Regions from separate parts of the Homo sapiens genome. Here region 2 is linked to region 1. A link is an interaction called in ENCODE POLR2A ChIA-PET data of the cell type or tissue named here. Cell type or tissue: PC-9. All regions are shown on one strand.

Region 1 (2,500 bases):
TGGATTTTGCTCACACACTGCAAAACTTGAGACCTGAAAATCTCCAGGGGCCCTTCCCGCTCTGACTCCCAAGATCCTCTCCTGTGACCACCTCAGACGGGACAACAGAGACAAACAGTGGGGATGGGGGCAAATCACAGGTTTATTGGTTTCCAGCTCCGGGCAGTACACTGGCCAGGCCACAGCAGGGGATTAGAGATGGAACCAGAGCCGGCACCTCCAGATCTTGTTGGGTCCTAGAAATGCTGCCAGGAGAGGTCTCCCTTCCCCAGTCACCTCATGCCCCACGGTCATACTGGGGTGGATGGGCCTGTCCTGACTGTGATTTAAAAATTGAACCTGGAAAAATAACTTTTGTGAAAATTCCACTCTGGGACCAGAAGGAAATGGGCTGTCATATGGCACCAGCTGGGATTCATTCCCAGAGGGTGTCTGAGTGGGCACATGAGCTGAGCCCCCTCTTCCTGCCCCCCATGCCTCTGTTGGAGGCCTCAGGACAGCACGTAGACCTCCAGCAGGCTGGACACAGCGTGCATGCGGTAGAAGATGCCGAAAGGGAGGCAGATGTTGACGATGACCGCCCAGAGGGAGTAGCCGTAGAAATCCACCTCCACTGTGTTGCTGAAATGAGGGCGGGCCCCGAAGGCAGGCATGATCCACAGCTGTGTGGAGAGAGGAGCATTTCAGGAGCTGGCCTGGATGGATGCCTGTGGGTCATTTCTGTGGGTTTTGCTGGGCCGTGGCTAGATGGCGGCCCATCCTTCTAGCTTGGTGGACACGGAGGGCTGGGTGTCAGTGAATGGGCAGCTCTAGCATTTTGGACAGGACCTAGCACACTCTAAGGGGCTCAGGAAGTGAGCCCAACTGAATTCGCCATCCCTAGGCTAGCCCACCTCATGGACACCTGTGATCACCTCTCCCAAAATCTTAGCAGGGCCTCAATGTGGGATTGGGGAGGGGAGAAGAGGTTTCTCTAGAAGAAGAGGTACAAACAGTGAAATCAGCAGCTCTGTCCTGGGGGGTTTTGTGCACAGGGGTGGGGGTGGCAGAATCAGATAGGCTCAAGGCAGGGGTTTGGGGTTCAGACAGAAGGCCACCCCACCCCAGCCCTCCTTGAGCTCTGCCCTCCAGCTCTCCCCTCATCCCCTTCTCCCTTTCCAGGAGTGGGAGGAAGTGGAAGTTGGAATCCTGCTTCCTCTCTGGCTAGGAGCTCAGAAGATTCAGGTGTGGGTAAGAAGCAAAGAACAAAGGTTTCTAGGCTAGCTCCACCCCTACCCCTGATTAACTTCATCCTTGGGCACATTGCAGTCCCCTCTAAGCCTGTTCTGTCCTATAAAATGAAGGAGATGGAGAAGATGCTACTGGAGGTGATTTAGGCTCAGATGCCTGGAGCAAGAATAGCCTCCCAGAAGGTGGCCCCTAGCCTATAAGCCAGGCCTGGGTGGAAGGTGGAGGTGGGGCCAGAGGGCAGGGGGCCAGGTACCAAAGACGTTCCAAGACATGCTGAGGTCTGGACCTTAATGATTCTGCTGGTAGGGTCAGAGATTGATGACCACATTTTTTTTAAGTGAAATTGATTGTGTTGGAAGGCTCCTGCGTGGCATCATCCCACATCTATGGGGACCATGACCTGGTGGATGGCCCTTCACAGTGGGACCTCACTAAGAATGACTCTTAGTTAGGGCCACTGGTGTACCTCATGCAGGTAGGATTTCATGGGGTAGAATTCACTCTGGGGCTCTTGCTCTGTCCTGGGATATACCCACATTAAGTAATTTTCTATATTAGGGATATTTTTCTATTGGAGGTTCTAGCTGGAAGGATTGTTTTTCTATTGAGTGAAACTTCATTAGAATTGTTTTTTTCTCTTTGAGATGTACCCACATAGGTACATGTTTCTATATCAGAGGTAATAATAAGCCCCCACTGGGCCATTTCTGTCTTGGGTTGTACTAGAAACACCAGGAGTGTTTTCCTATTGGTATGCACTTTCATTACCAGTGTTTCTGCCCTGGGGTACTTCTATACAGAGAATATATTTGTATTGGGTGAAGTCTATTGCTTTTTTTTTTTTTTTTTTTTTGACAGAGTGTCACTCTGTTGCACAGGCTGGAGTGCAATGGTGCAATCTCAGCTCACTGCAACCTCCGCCTCCTGGGTTCAAACAATTCCCTTGCCTCAACCTCCCAAGTAGCTGAGATTATAGGGTGCGCACACTACCACGCCTGGCTAATTTTTGTATTTTTAGTGGAGACAGGGTTTCACCCTGTTGGCCAGGCTGGTCTCGAACTCCTGACCTTGTGATCTGCCTGCCTCGGCCTCCCAAAGTGCTGGGATTACAGGCGTGAGCCACTGCACCCGGCCAAGTCTGTTGTTCTTAATCTTTGCTGAGTCACTAGGGAGGGGGTGGCTGTTGTAGATGCCCTCCTTCCCAGTTCACTCTGCTAACAGACCGCTCACACTTAACACTGGTCTCCGCTACTTCCTGACACTGTTCCAA
Region 2 (2,500 bases), 260 kb before region 1:
GTTTCGCTCTTGTTGCCCAGGCAGGAGTGCAATGGTGTGATCGCAGCTCACTGCATCCTTCATCTCCCAGGTTCAAGCAATTCTCCTGCCTCAGCCTCCTGAGCAGCTGGGATTATAGGCGTGCGCCACCACGCCCGGATAATTTTTGTATTTTTAGTAGAGATGGGGTTTCACTATATTGTCCAGGCTGGTCTCGAACTCCTGACCTCAGGTGATCCACCTGCCTCAGCCTCCCAAAGTGCTGGGATTACAGAAGTGAGTCACTGAGCCCGGCCTTGAACATGCAGCATTATTATTATTATTATTATTATTATTATTATTATTATTTTGAGATGGAGTCTCACTCTGTCGCCCAGGCTGGAGTGCAGTGCAGGATCACAGCTCACCACAACCTCCGCCTCCTGGGTTCAAGTGATTTTCCTGCCTCAGCCTCCCAAGTAGCTGGGATTACAGGCGCCTGCCACCGCGCCCACCTAATTTTTTGTATTTTTGGTAGAGATGGGGTTTCACCATGTTGGCCAGACTGGTCTCGAACTCCTGACCTCGTGATTCTCCCACCTTGGCCTCCCAAAGTGCTGGGATTACAGGCGTGAGCCACCGCCCCCGGCCGAACAAGCATCTTATACAAATTCCTCCTTTGCCTGAAGGTGATTTTGTAATTTAGTGTAATAGGTTGTCAGGTAGTTTTTTTTGGGTTTTTTTTTCTTTTGAGACAGAGTCTTGCTCCTCTCGCCCAGGCTGGAGTGCAGTGGTGCAATCTCGGCTCACAGCAACCTCTGCCTCCCAGGTTCAAGTGATTGTCCTGCCTCAGCCTCCCGAGTAGCTGGGATTACAGGCGCCTGCTGCCACGCCCAGCTGTTTTTTGTATTTTTAGTAGAGACCGGGTTTCACCATGTTGGCCAGGCTGGTCTTGAACTCCTGACCTCAGGTGATCTGCCTGTCTCAGCCTCCCAAAGTGCTGGGATTACAGGTATGAGCCACTGTGCCCGGCCAGTATCTCTTTGTCTTTTCCCTAGCACACAGCAGGAGCTCAGTTAACACTACTTTCTAGCTATGTGATAGCATGTTTACTTAACCCCTTTGAGAGTAGCAAATAACTACTACACCTGCTTGCAATCATTTGTGTAAGAGGAAAATGAGCTAACATTAGTAATGTCCCACTTAGTGCTTGATAGGTGGCAGGTACTCAACAATTGTTGGTTCTCTTTCTCTTTCACTTCTTGTGTATTTCCTCCTCCCCCAATCATAAGTTATATGAGTCAGAGATTTTGTCTCCCCTTCTTGGTATCTCCAGTGTCATAGTATCTTACACATAGTAATGGGGTTTTTTTGTTTTGTTTTGTTTTGTTTTTGAGACAGGGTCTTGCTCTGTCACCTAGGCTGGAGTGCAGTGGCACAATCTCGGCTCACTGCAACCTCCACCTCCCGAGTTCAAGCGATTCTCCTGTCTCAGCCTCCCAAGTAGCTGGAATTACAGGCATGCACCGCCATGCCCAGCTAATTTTTGTATTTTTAGTAGAGACAGGGTTTTGCCTGTTGGCCAGGCTGATCTTGGAACTCCTGGCCTCAGGTGATCCACCCTCCTCGCCATCCCAAAGTGCTGGGATTACAGGCGTGAGCCATCGCACCTGGCCCAGTAATAGGTTATTTTTGTTGTTTTTTGAGGTAGGGTCTCACTCTGTCACCCAGGCTGGAGTGCAGGGGCACAATCATAGCTTATTGCAGCCATAATCTCCTGGGCTCAAGTAATCCTCTCACCTTGTCCTCCCAAAGTGCTGGAATTACAGACATGAGCCACTGCAACCAGCTGATAGTTTCAATTCATTCATTCATTCATTCATTCAGTGAATCCTCGAACGCCTACAACGTACAAAAGCTTGGAGTTGAGAGAGAACATTTAGGAACCCCAAGTGATTGAATATGACCAAAGCAGAGGCTTCAGGATGAGAAACAAGGCTATAGAGTGGTTAATTTGGATTAGTTCTCAAAGGGCGCATAGGTCATATCCTGTGAAGCAGATGATTAGTGAGGAACCAGGGAGTATCAGAAACTTCTTTTGGTTTATTTTTTATTTTATTTTATATTTTTTGAGACAGAGTCTTGCACTGTCGCCCAGGCTGGAGTGCAATGGCACAATCTTGGCTCACTGCAACCTCTGCCTCCCGGGTTCAAGCGATTTTCCTGCCTCAGCCTCCTGAGTAGCTGGGACTACAGGTAGCCGCCATGATGCCCAGCTAATTTTTGTATTTTTATTTATTTATTTACTTACTTACTTATTCTGAGACAGAGTCTCGCTGTGTTGTCACCCAGGCTGGAGTTCAGTGGCACCATTTCGGCTCACTGCAACCTCTGCCTCCCGGGTTCAAGTGATTCCCCTGCCTCAGCCTCCCGAGTAGCTGGGATTACAGGCGCCTGCTACCATGCCCAGCTAATTTTTATCTTTTTAATAGAGACGGGATTTCACCAGGTTGGCCAGGCTGGTCTTGAACTCCTGACCTCA

Evidence for each region. ChIA-PET counts read pairs that join two places held together with the same protein. Peaks named below come from ENCODE experiments on the same cell type or tissue, not always from the same donor. Only the 100,000 strongest peaks of a DNase experiment are listed, where the experiment ranks them.
Region 2: POLR2A ChIA-PET joins it to region 1 with 10 read pairs; 2 of 35 experiments call an interaction of 5 or more read pairs at or near these places.

What each region holds. Positions count from the first base shown.
Region 1 is chr17:74,931,537-74,934,036 of GRCh38, reverse strand. OTOP2 (otopetrin 2) reads right to left here. Exons shown (of 7, transcript NM_178160.3): 7 at 125-662. The coding sequence ends at 492. Among named protein-coding and RNA genes, the nearest start is that of OTOP3, 3.1 kb to the left of the region's middle. RefSeq lists an enhancer at 2,289-2,500. In PC-9, no CTCF peak of the experiment used is centred here; no DNase peak of the experiment used is centred here; H3K27me3 peaks cover 591 bases.
Region 2 is chr17:75,188,127-75,190,626 of GRCh38, reverse strand. No RefSeq gene overlaps it. Among named protein-coding and RNA genes, the nearest start is that of SUMO2, 6.4 kb to the right of the region's middle. In PC-9, no CTCF peak of the experiment used is centred here; a DNase peak (open chromatin) is centred at 1,156; H3K27ac peaks cover 666 bases.